Regions from separate parts of the Homo sapiens genome. Here region 1 is linked to region 2. Evidence: chromatin loops called from intact Hi-C (ENCODE). Cell type or tissue: B cell. All regions are shown on one strand.

Region 1 (8,000 bases), 55 kb before region 2:
GCTCTACTAGATTTTTTTCAACCTTTTTTCCCTCTTTTTTTGATGTATCTTCAAGTTCACTGTTTCCTCTGTCACATCCTTTGTGGTACTGAACCCAGCTAATGTGTTTGTTTTTTTTTAATATTGGTTATTGTGCTTTCAACTCTAAAATTTCTGATTTTTGTCCTGTATATCTTCTATTTCTTTAATGATACCTTGTATTTTTGCTTTTTCTTCAAGAGTGTTCAAGATTGCTCATACAAGCATTTTAAAAGCTTTGTCAGATACTTCCAACATTGGTGTCATCATGGCACTGGCATCTGTTGATTGACTTTTCCCATACATGTTGAGGTTTTCATGGTTCTTTATATGCTGAATACTATTTGAGTGTACCCTGAACATTTTGATTATTATATATAAGACTTCAGGTCTTGTTTAAATCCTATGGAAGATGTTGACATTTTTGTTTTGGCGGGCACTTGACCTGGTTAAGTTCAGGCCTCACATTTCAACCCACCTTCTCTGAGCTGCAATTCCAATGTTAGTTCAATTTTCAAAGCCTTTCAATGCTACTCAGATCATTCCCAATTGGGTGCCCCCCGTGAGTGCTCCTTACCTAAAAGGTCAGACTGGAACCTGGGGAGACCTGTCTCTTAAGCTCAGTCCTCAAGGTCTTTTGAATGCCAATTAGGATCAGATTTAGACATGCTCAGGCCAGGGGTTAGCCAGGAGTTCATAAACCTCTTTATGGAGTTCCTTTCCCAGACACTCTTATTTTATTTATTTATTTATTTATTTATTTATTTTTACTTCTCTGGGGATAATGCTGTATGCTTTCCCAAACTCTTCTCTCTCTGCTCTCTCCTTAGCACCTCTGGTTCCCTGAGGCTTTATTTTATGGTTGTCCAGCCAGTAACTACCCACTTCTGTGACTGCCTTACAGCAGTGCTGGGAGAGAGAGGGTGAGAGAGAGAGAGAGGAAGACAGAGAGGCAACAGTGTTTGTGGCACCTTCTTGGAGCTGCGGTTCTTCTGAACTGAGAGCAAGGTTTCTCTCCCTCAGAGCTGTAGCTCCTGCAGATTCCTGTTGCTGGCCTCTTTTGCTGCTGCACCGAGCCTGCTGTGGGCTTGCCTGAGGGTTGGGGCACCAGAGAGTGGAGAAGAAGGAGAGAAAAAAAATACTGAGGGATTTCCCACACACTCTCTTTCCCTTAAAAGACTAGAGCTACTACCATGCCATAATTAGCTAAAACTTCCACTTTCTGGAAGAACTGTCATTTTCTTACAGCTATTCACTTTCTTTCAACGTTCGTCACCAACATAAACACTAGACTCTCTTTGGGTGCTGTTTTCATTAAAGAAGTGAAACTTTTATCACTTCATGATGGTCGCTGAGTATGCTAAGGGAAGCAGAGAAAAACAGGGCTGCGTCTCCCTGTGGAGACTGGAGGTGGGCAGGCCCATCGATTGGCCAAGCGGCTCAGCGTAGCATCTGCTACTAAAATCGGGCCCCAGAAAAGTTACCCATTGTGCCATAATCATGTAGGCCTCTGGAAATCCTTGAGGAAACTCCAAATAGTGAATGTTAAATTAAAAAATGACAAAGTTCCATTTGATTGTTATCATTCTTGAGAGGTAATTTCACTATGATCTGTCAGGAAACATCTGTAAGAGATTCAGCCATAATGTGTTAAGGAGAAGGTTAGAAAATCTAGGGAAAAGCTCCTATCATTTTATAGTTTCTTTGGGGATTGAAATATATCTACTGAAGCAGGCTTCAAACTAGTGTGTCTAGAAATGGGATATCTTCACCTGGGATGGGGTAGTTGCCCTTGAGCCACATGACCCAGGCATAATTACAGATTTTCAGGAGTGGAAGAGACTTGAGATGCTATCTGACCAAACCTTCTGTTTTTACAGACGAAGAAACTAAAGCCAACATGTGAAGTAAGAACCTGTCAAGGGTCATATTAGGTCACATCAGGTCATATCCTAACATGTGTTGGCATCCTTTCCCCCTGTGCTGTCTGATATGCCTGGGAGACGCCCTCCGTCCTGCTTCCCACTAGGGCTACACTGGTATGTGAGTCCTTTGGGGGCAAAATCACCCATTTTGGGAATTTTGGAAGCAGAACAAAAGTGGCAGTGTTCTGATGGTTCTAGTTAAAGATGGAGAGGGATGTGGGTCTATTGCAGACATAAAGAACTCTCTTCTGAATGGGAGGGGCAGCCCAAGACCCTGGAATTACAATGTGATGGGACAGTTCAAGTCAAGTCTTTGTTTTGGCAGGTCAAACGGTGTAAACTTTGCTGGAAGGAACCTTACTCAGAGGGCCAATCACCTGCTTCTCTAGAGTTCTCAAGCTCTCCTGTGAGCACCAGGTTGAGCTGCAGAAAGCCAGAACCAGCTCAGAAACTGAGAAATGGACATGAAGATGCCCAGGTCTGCAGATGGTTTCCATTCTGAAAAGTGATAGTCCCAAGGGGGACTGGCATGCAGTCATTCATTCAACAATTGTGCTCCTACTCTGTGAAGTATTGGGGATACAGTGCTGAGCACAGACAGACCTAGTCTCTGTCCTTTGCACCTTTCAGTGAAGGATAGGAGGTAGACATTGATGCAACAAGCACCCGAGTAAATGTAAGACCATGCAGTGATAAAGGCCGTGGAGGAAGGGCCCATGCAGGGGCAGAAAACAGAGGAAGGGGCTGGTGGAGCAGCTCCTCTAGCTCAAGGCTGAGTGGTATAAACTGTAGCTACTGCATGATCTGAACGTGTCTTAAGGAGGGTATCCCCAAAGCGGGCTCATTGGGAGTTACTGTGGAGCGCTAGTTTATTGTAATTGCCATATGTTTATAAGTAATGGAATCCTAGAATTAGAAGGAACTTCGGTCACCTTTTAATTTAATATTTATCTTTCTCAATCCAGGAAACATCTCTACAGCATCCCTAACTGGGGGTTGATCCATTCATTTCCAGACACAGAGAACAGAGTCACATTCTGCTGTTTCCATATGTACCATTTTAGTAAGACTTCTTGGGGCACAAGGCAGGAAGTTGGGGACAATATATTTGTCTGCACCAAGGCAGCCTGAGAAGAGAGAAGTGAATACTCCTGGGGTTATTCTATATTATTCACTTAATATTCTAAGTGAGTCCTCTAGGGGTACCTGAGACATGGAGTATGAAAGTACACATTCACAAAAGTACCAGCTTTAAAACTAGATTATCTCTACTATTCAAAAACACCAAGGAAAGGCCACACAATGGAGACAAAGTGCATCTGAGATCTAGCAAATTTCCCTGTTGGCCACATACTGATAATGATGTATTAAAATCAATTCTATACTGTGGGGTACTTATTTGACATTAATAGGTACCATGGTGGTTTAACATAGTTGCTGCCCAGAGAAAACGCCGCACACTCACCTACACTAAAATGAAGTCTGAGTCAGCTGCCTCCCCTCCGCCATCCCTTCCAAAGCCAATGGTTGAAAGTCACAGAAGTCCCTCTGCTGCCACCTAGTGACGACAATGTGAATACAACTACACAGCCTCCTGGGAAAGAAGTTTTGAACCACGTTTGCTTCTAAAGGAAGCCTGTAATTACCTCTGAGTGCTCTATTTTGGCTACAATTTAAAAACATATATATTTTAAAACTCTATAAACTCTTATGCATATCCCTTTTTAAGAATCTGACCTGTAATGGATGTAGCCTCACTTTCAAGAACCTAAAAGCTATGCCCCCAATTCAGGGAGTAGAACAGACAGGCTTAAGAACAGTGCCTAAAAATGCCACTAAATTTATCTTTAAAATGCCTGTGGTTCCTTAGCACTTGAATTCCGTTATGCCCCTGGGTATAGTCACCTGGATGTTAGGGGCTGTCAAAATTCAGCCCTCAGTTGGTGATCAGTAGGTTTTCCCTTTAAGTGGTTTCTGAAAGGATTTTTTTTAAAAATCTTGAAATTCTCATGTCTGGATGATGTTTCCAGTTTTGTGGAAGAATAAAAGAAAAGGGACATGAAATTCTGGCTCCCTGGGGGCAGTGGCTGTGTCTTATTAATCTCTGTGCCCATTGTACCAACACCGGTCAGTCACAGCATGTACTCAACCAATGCTGATGAATGCAGAGGGGCGAGGGGCTGGCACGCTCTTGACCCCTTATAGGGGCTGCGTCGATGGCCAGGGTTCAATGGGAACTTTCTGGTACAGTCTTGCTCTGCCAATCTTTCAAATTAAGTGCAGCACAATTGGAAGCCTCACATTCTCATAGACGGGTTGAGGAGGGCATTAGGGGCAGAAAGGCTCACATAAGGCCTGAGCGTGAGGTTTCCTGCCCAGCACTGCTGTGCCATTGCAGCCCACCTTCTTCTCACCTTTCCTTCCACACCACGGCGCGGCAGGTGCAGAAACCGTGCTGGGATTGAGGCCCTAGAGGCTGACTACAGGTCTTGGGGGCAAAACATCTGGACACACAGCTGAAGATGAGCCAAGTATATTAGTCAGGGTTCTCTAGAGAAACAGAACCAACAAGATAGAGAGATGCAGAGAGACAGAGGGACAGACAGACAGATTTAAGTAACTGACCCATAAAATCTTGGAGGCTTGGCAAGTCCAAAATCTGCAAGATGGAAGTGGGCTGGCACATTGGAGACTCAAGGAAGAGTTGCACGTTGAGTTCAAAGGCCGGCTGCTGGCAGAATTCCTTTCTGCTCAGGTGAAGTCGGTCTCTGTTCTATTAAGACCTTCAACTGATTGGATGAGGTCCACCCATATTATGAAGGGTCATTTGCTTTACTCAACATCTACTCATCTAAATATTAATCTCATTGAAAAAAAACCCCAGAAACATCCAGAATAGCATTTGACCAAATGTTTGGACAATGCAGCCTAGCCACATTAACACACAAAATTAACTGTCACAGCAAGACACCAGGGAAGCATTGGAAGATGTTAGCGGCTGTCATTGAAATGGGTGCCGTCAGGTGGACGGCAGCCATCCATCGGGCAAGAGCGGGGCAGCTGGAAGGGCCCTCCCCTCCCGTTTGCTTTCTGCTCTTCACAGCTCACGGATAGAGGAATTTTCTCAGCACATTTCCCAGGAGGAGTTTGGCACCACCATTTCTTGAAAACAGATGTCTGCAGGGATGTGTGTGTGCCTGTGAATATGAAGTCCAGAGCCTGGGACTGAGAACAGCAAGGGGAACAGGTGGCCACAGGGGAGTTGCCAGATTGCTGACTTAAGATGTGCTCCCAGGGCTGCACTGGTGTCGGTCGTGAGAGCGATCACGGTTTGTGCAACGTCTGAACTTTCTATCAACTTATGGTTTAATCAATTTGCTGTTTACTCCAGCTATTTGCAACCTCTCCTCAGTTACTTGGTGTTCAGCAGTGTAATATATCTTCATGTGTGAATATAAATATACTATTTAGTGGAAACTAAAAGGAATTGTGGAGGAAGAATTTTTTTGGATAATTTTATGTTTTCATAATGTAAAAATTAAAGATATTTGAAGAGTTGAGTATGTCAGTTTTGGGGATGCAAGAGAATGACTTCGGGACTACCATAATATTTAAAATCATCACTACTCTTTCTTTCCACCTAAGTCTCATAGCAAAAGAGGAAATTTACTTCAGTCTCTTTCTGTAGCAGAACATTATCGTGCTGTATTCCTGTGTTCACTTATCTGCGCTGGATTGTGAGTCCTTACAGAGAGAAATTGTTATGTGCTATGTTCCCAACACCTGCACATTATAGGTGGTCACTAAGTGCTTGATGAATAAATGAATGAGGGAATAATATTGTTTATTATTTTTTGCTGTTATTTATAATTGGGAGTGGGTAGGATTTGGATTATGAAGACTCTGGGAAGCCTCATAAGAACCTCAGACTCACTGGGCACGGTGGCTCACACCTGTAATCCCAGCACTTTGGGAGGCCGAGGCAGGCGGATCACGAGGTCGGGAGATCGAGACCATCCTGGCTAACACGGTGAAACCCGGTCTCCACTAAAAATACAAAAAACTAGCCAGGTGTGGTGGCGGGCGCCTGTAGTCCCAGCTACTCCAGAGGCTGAGGCAGGAGAATGGCCGTGAACCCAGGAGGCGGAGGTTGCAATGAGCCGAGATCGCACCACTGCACTCCAGCCTGGGCGACAGAGCAAGACTCCATCTCAAAAAGAAAAACCTCAGACCAGACTCAACGTGTCCAAAAAAGAGCTCACCTTGTACCCCTAGATCCTGAAGCGGCTTCCAGTAGCTCAACCTCCTCCCATCCAGTTCCATCTCTGCCAGGGATCTTTTAAAAATGCAAATCTCATTATGTCTCTTTCCTGCCTCAAACCTCCCAGTGGTTCTCCAGTCTGTCAGGAGAGGGTATAGACTGTGGCCTGGCCCGGGAAGTTCTTTGAGGTCAACCCCTGCCTACTCATCTTGCTAACTCTTATGGCTCTCTGACACTAGGCTTTTGCTCCAATCATATAAGCAACTGTATTTCCATAAAATTGCAATGTTCTTCCCTACCTCCTCACTTAACTAATTTTCACTTTACTGATCATTTCTTATTTTACTATCAGCGTCTCTTTCTCCTTATTCTTCAGGGAACATTTCTCTCCACCATCCTGTGCCACACTGTGGGGGTGTCAGTAACACCCTCTGTCCTCTCCTGGCCAAAGGAAAGGGGTGTCATTCAGCCCAGGCCCCTGGATCCTCATCTTGGGATTTGGAAATGTGACCGAAGTGACATAAAAAAAAGACATGAAGTGCGAGGAGCTCATTCAGTCAGCTCTGCAGCTCCAGCTGGGTTACCTGTGAGTCCTTGCTAGCCAGATCCCTTGATTTGCCGTGACTCCTGCCTTTGCCAAGTCTGTCTTCATAGATTCTTTCAAATGTGGTTCCATCTTGCCTGAGTTCGTCAGAGCCAGATTCTGTGCTGTAATAAAAAACCCCAAATCAACTCACCTCTCACCCTCCACAATGCAGCTTCTGGAAGATTCCAGATGCCCCAGCCTGACTGAGAATTCTCTCTCCTCTGCTCTCAAAGTCCCTTTGGGTGCTTCTACCAAAGCACTGACAGCGTGATTCTGATTTGATCGCTGGTGTCTGAGAGCTGTGAACGTCTTGATGGTTTTGGCGCCCAGCACCATTCCTGCCTCATAATTGGCACGTGATAAAGGCTTGTCGCATTCCCTCATTCAAAATAAACATAGAAGACAATCCAGAGATTGCAGCTTCACAGAAATCACAGAAGGAAATTTATATTTATAGAGACGGCATATAAAATTTTAAAACAATTTTAATGAAAATCTTGAAAATAGACATTCTCTTCTTTAAACAACATAAACTGAACAAACTCAGTCTGTTTTGGTGCCTCTGTGAGTACCCTCGGTTGCTCTGGGCTGCTGTGCGATGCTGACCGGGACTTCCTCAGAGGCCTCATCTTCTGCATCCAGTGGACTTGCAAGCCACTTTACACTTCCTGGGTGATAAGGTTTGGATTTGTGTCCCCGCCCAAATCTCACGTGGAATGTCATTCCTAATGTTGGAAGAGGGGCCTGGTGGGAGGTGATTGGATCATGGGGGCAGAATTCCCTCTTGCAGTTCTCTTGGTAGTGAGTTCTCACAAGATCTGGTTGTTTAAAAGTATGTAGCACCTCCTGCTTTCGCTGTCTTCCTCCTGCTCCCGCCATGTAAGACGTGGCCTCCTTTCCCTTCGCCTTCCGCCATGATTGAAAGTCTTCAGAGGCCTCCCCAGCCATGCTTCATGTACAGCCTGTGGAACTGTGAGCCAATTAAACCTCTTTTCTTCATAAATCACCCAGGCTCGGGTATGTCTTTACAGCAATGTGAGAACGGACTCATACTGTGGGTCTGTAGCCTCTTTCCATGGTATTATCTCATATTTTTCAATGTTTCTTTGATGCATGTTTTAAGAAATGTTAATTGAAAGCATGTCATGGGACAGGCACTGGATTACGTCTTAGAAATGCCAAGATGCACAGCCACAGTTGCTTTCTCCAG
Region 2 (8,000 bases):
CCAGACTCAAGTGCAGTGATACTGTCTCAGCTCACTACAGCCTCAACCTCCTAAGCTCAAGTGATCCTCCTACTTCAGCCTCCCAAGTAGCTGAGACTACATGCACATACCACCACACCTGGCTAATTTTTAAATTTTTTGTAGAGATGAGGTCTCACTATACTGCCTCAGCTGGTCTCGAACTCCTGGGCTCAAGGGATCCTCCTGCCTCTGCCTCACAGTTGTGAGCCACTGTGCCTGGCCATTTTCAGACTTTAGAAAATGATTTTCATTTACTTTTTCCTGGGAAGGCTCTTGGGTACAATGTTATGTGTTATTTAAATCTAAACAGCAAACTGGCCAGCATTGCCCCTTAGAGTTTCCTCTATGGGGAGGTCATGGATCCCCTACTTGAACTCCTCTGTAGCAGGCACAGCAGCGAGTGCCTAAGGGTGCAGAGCTGGGGGCCCCATGGCTTTCCTAGCTCCCTTTCTTGTTCCTAGTGTTTTAAATTACACTTTTATTCCAAGGAAGGGCCCTGATTCCAACCACATGAAGTAACTATATTGGAAAGCCCTGTGGACTCCAAAGCACTGTAATTAAAGAGCAAGGGATTCCTTTTCAGATAATTGAAAGGTGGTGGCAGAGACCCAGGAGTTAAATACTTTTAGGCCATGTTTGCATGTAGATTTTCCTCTTTAAACCTGTGCTTTTTGCCTGTGAACACTATTTTCCTGGACATCCAACAGCAATTTTTGTAAGAGTTTGAAACAGTAGGTTTGCCTTCACCTGAGCACCTCTGCAGGCCATTGACAGATCCCATGGTGCCACAAGCAGTATCTCTGCAACTTTCTGAGCAAGTCTCATCTGCCTCCTGGGGTTCCACATGGCCATCAGGGGCCATCACTGTTAAATGCAAAACTCATGACTTTCTTGCTATCTTCTCCCTGAGGATGAGGGAATAACTTCTCTTCTTTGTGCTCGCACACCACCCTGTTCCTGCCTCTATAAATAGCACTGGCCACACTGAATTAGAATTATCCATTTGTCTCCCATTTCCTCAGGCCATCTGGACATACTCAGAGTTACCCGTGGCACCACTCTCCAGGGAGCTCCAGCTTCTCTAAGCCCTTTTTTATCTTCCATTTATTCTGGGTTCTGATTTTGCCTTGCCTCTGCAGTCTTAAAGATGTTCTTGCTGTACAGTTCTTGACTTTCTGCCTTCTTATCAGCCCAAAGTGACAATTCTGTGGCCTCTGGTACCTACCCAGTGCCTGGCATAGAGTAGGCCTGCAATAAGTATGACTGGCCAAATGAGAGTTCTACTATTATCTTTATCATTATTTTCTTTCTCTTTTTTCCTCCAGTTATTACCAATGGGGTGATTTGGTGAGGGCCAGACTTTCCTTCCAAATTAATAAGTGCAACTCTTCTAAGAATCAGGTGGCAAGAACTTACAGTTCCTACGCAGTAGTCAATATATTCTTTCACTTGTGCAGCCCCTGCTTATAGCTGATTCCTATGAAATGGAATTTCTCAACAGTTGAATTGAAGGAAATTTGGATAACACCACCTAAGGTCACTCCCATAACTATCCCTCCATGCCAATCTCATGGCTAGATGGGAAGCCTTCAGGAATATGTTGGGCAAGTAGGTTCATGTCAACCACAAAAATCTTCAAAAGGTTCTTCCCCTGAACTATGTATTGCTAAGTCCTCAAATCTAGTAGATTTGGCTTTGCTTCACCTGTAAAACACACAGATGCAGGAGATAGAAGGATACCCAACCACTCTTTGGATTTACTGAATCTCAGAAATAGATGAAATGGCCCTAGAAGGCATGCTAAGAACCTGTAAGTTTATTGTAGCCAAATCTTGGTACAAACATGTTTCAGTATCACCATGGCAATATCTCCTCAATGAAATGGGCCCAATAGTCCCATAGACAGTTGTTTTGGGATAAACATAGAAACACCCTTCTGCTGTTAAAGCTTGAAACTTGTATCTGTTTTATGAGTTCCTTCCTCAGGAAAGGACCTTCGGGAAGTATCAAAGAACTGAAACTCAGCAGATCACTGCACCAAACACCTCCTTGCCCCACCCTAGTTCCTGTTTTCTTACACATTGTTACATTTCCTCGGTGCTCTATAAACCCCTAGTTTTGGTAAGTCAAGGAGATGGATTTGAGACTGAGCTCCCATCTCCCTGGCTGCAGCACCTAGTTAATACTTCTTCCTTGGCAATACTTGGCATCTCAGTGATTGGCTTTCTGTGCAGCAAGAATCAGGGCCTAGACCAAACCTCTGGAGTTTTGGTAACATCAACAGTACAATAATAAATGGAAATAAATAAAATAAATAAAAACATTGTATATAGTAGACCAAATGGTCATAGTTACTGTGAGAATGGGAGAGCAGAAAAGGCAGTTGAAGGAGGAAGCAAAACAAGGGGTCAAAGAGAGGCAGAGTCAATTATATTAAAATCCAGTTAATTTTAATATAATATATAATTTAATATGATAAATACATAAAATATATAAAAATCAGGACTTGGAATTTGAGTGTTACAGATTTAGAACCTATTTGAGGTCCACTCCAGTTGACTATTTTATGCATAGTAAATTGAATTTTGATTTCTAAACTTTAGTCTCCTGACTTGCTAAAGTGCTCAGGCCTTACATGGTACAAAGGGCTTAAAAAATGAGGCTTAACTGATTTGGTGTCCAAAGTCCCAGCTTGTTTGGTGGACCATTGGAATATTGCTGGGAGAACAATAACAATTTTGGGAGACCAACACAAGACCTTGTGTCACAGTGAAGCTTATGAACCTTGACATCACTTAAAGGCAAGTGTGTGGTTTTTTTTTTCTAGGATAGTTCCCCAAATTAGGAACATCTCTTGTGGACCCTTGTTTGAGAATAAACACTAGTGCTCTAAGTCATTGTTTCCCTTCAGGAGTACTTGTGCAGATAAATAGGTCACCCCAATAGCTGAGTGATCCCACAACCATTACCATCTTTGGTTATAAAACGATCTCCACATTTAGATTTTGAGCTCCTGGAGGGGAGGTCTCCAATATTCTTTACTTTCTTTAATTTCTCAGCATCTTGCACATTGCATGTGTACGGTTAGGTGGAAGCTTCACGAGTGTTTATTAAATGATTGATCAGAAGAAACAGGGAGAGTAACTTCATGTAACTGGAGTGGCTTATTGAAAAGTTTGTCACCAATCCCTGTTCCTGTGTAGTAAACTTGTAACACATCTATGGCATTCCATCTTAAATTGTGGCTCCTACTGAATAGTACGCACATCTCAAGTAGACTTGGAGGCTCTGCTCACATGGCCTCTGCACCCCCTCTCATAGCTTGTTTTCTGATGTACCAAGGAGATTCTTGTATCTTTGAAGACTGCTAGCTCTAAGGCAGTTTCTTGTTTTTTCTCATGAAGGCGGTGAGGAATAGCCTTATTTTGAATCACTGTGACCCCTTGTGGGCATGTGTGGGGACTGCACCCCAACCTCTGTTCTAAGTAGTAGGCCCCATGCCTTGCTTGGGGCCACCTTGGCTCACTCTCCACTGACAATCTCAGTATAGTCTCCTCTCCTCCTACCGCCCCCCGCCCCCCGCCTCACCCACTGAAGACTGAGTGACCTGGAATAGGAGTATTCTAAACTGGAAGGCTTAATTCAGTGTGACAAGGCAACCCTATTAATTTGCCTCTGCCTTGAGTTGGGATTTCAAATCTCTCCCTGTGTCTACAGGATTGAACTGGCATGAAGTGCATTAGCTTCCCACTAGAGTTGGTGCAATTCTGCTTCAACTCCCTCTCCATCTCCCTTGGTGACTTCTTTACACCAGGAGGCAACCTGCCTTTATGGTTCTCCTTCAGCAAACACACACTTTTCTCCCCCAGAGACAGGTTTCCATGGAAACCAATCCAAGGGGAAACATTCTGGAGAGGTAGAGTTTGTGGTGTAAGGTATGGTGAAAACCACAAGAGGGGTGTGTGGAGAAGGCAGTTATGTCAGGATTATGTTAGAAATGTGAACAAAAATGTACTGAGGCAGTAGGAAAGCACATTAAACTTTAAAAGTGTTTTTAAATGTTGCTATTCAATGGGAGTGACATATCCTAGTGAAATCAGAAGGCCGTAGAGTGCCCACTGTGTATGAGGCATGATGCAAAGTGGAGGGAAGGACCCAGGTGGCAGATGTGGCCTCGCCTCAGGGAGTTTGCAGCCTCTTTGGAGAGATGAGATGGGCACACCAGACAATAGTACATCAAAGCAAAGAATGAATGGGACCCACACGACCAGAGAGGATGCAGCCATGACTCCTGCTTTAGGCCAATCATCTTACCTTTAGAAACCAATTTTTTTTTTATTTGACTGCTCTATTATATTAAAACAAATAGGCTGGGTGTGGTGGCTCATGTCTGTAGCCCAGCATTTTGGGAGGCTGAGATGGGAGGATCGCTTGAGGCCAGGAGTTTGAGAGCAGCCTGGGCAAGATGCGAAACCCCATCTCTAAAAATTTGTTTTAAAAAAATTAGCTGTGCATGGTGGAACGCACCTGTGGTTCTAGCTACTCAGGAGGCTGAGGTGGGAGTTCGAGACTGCAGTGAGCTATGATCGCACCATTACACTCCAGCCTGGGTGACAACGTGAGACTTGATCTCTAAAAAAAGTGAACTAATAAATAAAATAAGCAGTTAGAAGAACATAATCTATACCATGGTGAATTTAAGGAAACTCAATCTGTAGTCCCGAGTCTCAACCCCAATCAAAGGAAGATTTTAAAATATAGGAGTTAGTAAGGCATGCTTTTATAGTTTTGGAGATGAACAAGAAGTTAGATGAGTGGGACAGAGAGGAAACAATGGTTTACAACCTTGGCTATGCATGCAAATCACCAAGGGAGTTTTAAATACTACTGCTGCCTCCCTATCTTGGAGATTCTGACTAGCTTGGTTTGAGTCCAGAGAGCATGGACATTGGGATTCTTAAAATTTTCCCAAATGATTCTAGTGTGCAGCCACGTTTTAGAACCATTGGAAGATCCCATTCCTAGCACCTTCCTCCTCCAGCTACTGCAAAACAGGCACACATACACACACGCGCGCGCGCACACACACACACACACACACACAGTTCCTACTCTTATAATTTTTATCTTTGCAGAAAATTGATTAAATATAAACAGAATGGGACAGAGCTTTCAGTATACTCAAATTCAATAAGCAGATAATTATGTTTATATGCCAATGAGGGGGTGATATGGCCTGGAGGTGTACCACTCTAATGGATTGTGGGAAGACTTCAAATAGGTTTCCATAACTCTAATGTGCCTCTAATTGTGCTCTAATGTGCCTCTAATGTGATTGCAATAATGTGTCTCTGACCTTTGATATATTTCCTTCAGCCAGCTACAATTCTGACTTGGTGCCAGTGTTAGTGGTGTGATGTCTGTGCCAAGGGTCATGAAAATAGAATCTGGTTTTCAGTGTCTGTTACAACACATCACATGTCCCTAAGCCCGCTTTCTCTGTCTCAGTGTCTCTGTAACTGTCTTCTCTGTGCATCATCTTTCTACCTCTGCTTTTTCTTCTGAATTTCTGTGCAAAAATCAAGCACTTGGCAGAACAAGAATAACTTCTACTTTCTGACAAGGGTTAACTTGTTCCCATATAGAAATAATGTGCTTATTTTGTGTTTTCTGGTGGTAAAAATAGGAAAGGTGCTGCCTGATAAAACATCACCATGACATATAACATCCTTGTATTAGTCTTTTCTCATAGTGCTAATAAAGACGTACCTGAGACTAGATAATTTATGAAAAAAAAAAAAGAGGTTTAATTGACTTACAATTCAGCATGGCTGGGGAGGCCTCAGGAAATTTACAATCACAGTGGAAAGGAAAGCAAACATGTCCTTCTTCACATGGTGGCAGGAAGGAGAAGAATGAGAGCTGAGTCAAGGAGGAAGCCCCTTATAAAACTGTTAGATCATATGAAAACTTAACTATTATGAGAATAGCTTGTGGGAAACTGTCCCATTATTAAATTACTTCCCACTGAGTCCCTCCCATGACATGTGGGGATTATGGGAACTACAATTCAAGATAAGATTTGGGTGAGGACACAGACAAACCATATCATACTGCCCCTGGCCCCTCCCAAATCTTACTTCCTTTCTACATTTCAAAACATAATCATGCCTTCCCAACAGTCCCCCAAAGTCTTGACTCATTCCAGCATAAACTCAAAAGTCTAAGTCCAAAGTCTCATCTGAGACAAGGTGAGTCCATTTTGCCTATGAGCCTCTAAAATCAAAAGCAAGTTAGTTACTTCCTAGATACAATGGGGATACAGACATTGGGTAAATACATCCATTCTAAATGGAAGAAATTGGCTAAAACAAAAGGGGCTACAGGCCCCATGCAAGTCTGAAATCCAATAGGGCAGTCATTTAATCTTAAAGCTCCAAAATGATCTCCTTTGACTCCATGTCTCACATTCAGGTCATGCTGATGCAAGAGGTGGTCTCCCATGACCTTGGGATGCTCTGCCCCTGTGGCTTTGCAGGATACAGCCCCCTTTCTGACCGCTTTCATGGCTGGCATTGAGTGTCTGTGGCTTTTCCAGGCTCATGGGGCAAGTTGTCAGTGGATCTACCATTCCGGGGTCTGGAGGACGATGGCCCTCTTCTCATAGCTCTACTAGGCAGTGCCCCAGTGGGGACTCTGTTTGAGGACTTCAACCCCACATTTCCCTTCTGTACTGCCCTAGCAGAAGTTCTCCATGAGGGCTCCACCCCTGCAGCACACCTCTGCCTGGATATCCAGGCATTTCCATACATCCTCTGAAATCTTGGCAAAGGTTCTCAAACCTCAATTCTTGTCCTCTGTGCATCCATAGGACCAACACCATGTGGAAACTGCCAAGGCTCAGAGCTTGCACCCTTTGAAGCTGTGACCCAAACTGTACTGCCTTGGCCCCTTTTAGTTATGGCTGGAGTGGCTGGGATACAGGGCACCAAGTGCCTAGACTGCATGCAGCAGGGGGCCCTGGACCCAGCCCACGAAACCATTTTTTCCTCCAAGGCATCTGGGCCTGTGATGGGAGAGGCTGCCATAAAGGTTTCTGACATGCCTTAGAGACATTTCCCCCATTGTCTTGAAATTAACATTTGGCTTCTCATTACTTATGCAAATTTCTGCAGCCAGCTTGAATTTCTATCCAGAAAATGGGTTTTTCTTTTCTACTGCATAGTCAGGCTGTGAATTTTCCAAACTTTATGCTCTGTCACCTCTTGAATGCTTTGCTGCTTAGAAATTTCTTCTGCCAGATATCCTAAATCATCTCTTTCAAGTTCATTTTCACAGATCTCTAGAGCACGGGCAAAATGTCATTAGTCTTTTTGCAAAAGCATAACAAGAGTCACTTTTGCTCCAGTTCCCAACAAGTTTCTCATCTCTATCTGAGACCACGTCAGTCTGGACTTTATTGTTCATATCACTATCAGCATTTTGGTTAAAGCTATTCAACAAGTCTCTAGGAAGTTCCAGAATTTCCCAAATCTTCCTGTTTTCTGAGCCCTGCAAGTCTCTAGGAAGTTCCAAACTTTCCCATATTTTCCTGTCGTATTCTGAGCCCTCCAAACTGTTCCAACTTCTCCCTGTTACCCAGTTCCAAAGTCACTTCCACATTTTGGGGTATCTTTACATTATCCCCACTGCCCAGTACCCAGTACCAATTTACTGTATTAGTTTGTTCTCATGATGCTAATAAAGATATACCCATCTGGATAATTTATAAAGGGAAGAGGTTTAATTGACTCACAGTTCAGCATGGCTGAGGAGGCCTCAGAAAACTTACAATCATGGCAGAAGGAGAAGCAAACATGTCCCTTCCCACGGCAGCAGGAAGGAGAAGAATGAGAGTCAAGTGAAAGGGAAGCCCCTTATAAAACCATTAGATCTTGTGAGAACTTACTATCACAAGAATAGCATGGACGAAACCTCCC

The links. A loop is a pair of places that touch in the nucleus more often than their neighbours do. Peaks named below come from ENCODE experiments on the same cell type or tissue, not always from the same donor. Only the 100,000 strongest peaks of a DNase experiment are listed, where the experiment ranks them.
Region 1: a loop joins it to region 2, with 9 times the contacts of the local background. A loop is called at or near these places in 12 of 110 quality-filtered maps.

Annotation. Positions count from the first base shown.
Region 1 is chr6:4,152,573-4,160,572 of GRCh38, forward strand. It overlaps ECI2-DT (ECI2 divergent transcript), which reads left to right. Exons shown (of 4, transcript NR_103764.1): 3 at 2,269-2,421; 4 at 2,909-4,813. All of the region lies in intron 2 of LOC124901246 (a long non-coding RNA gene), which reads left to right. Among named protein-coding and RNA genes, the nearest start is that of ECI2-DT, 21 kb to the left of the region's middle. In B cell, CTCF peaks have their summits at 3,492 (motif pointing left) and 3,692; a DNase peak (open chromatin) is centred at 3,479; H3K27ac peaks cover 1,276 bases; H3K27me3 peaks cover 637 bases.
Region 2 is chr6:4,207,342-4,215,341 of GRCh38, forward strand. No RefSeq gene overlaps it. Among named protein-coding and RNA genes, the nearest start is that of ECI2-DT, 75 kb to the left of the region's middle. In B cell, CTCF peaks have their summits at 3,459 (motif pointing left) and 3,670; DNase peaks (open chromatin) are centred at 2,040 and 3,460; H3K4me3 peaks cover 1,142 bases; H3K27ac peaks cover 1,902 bases.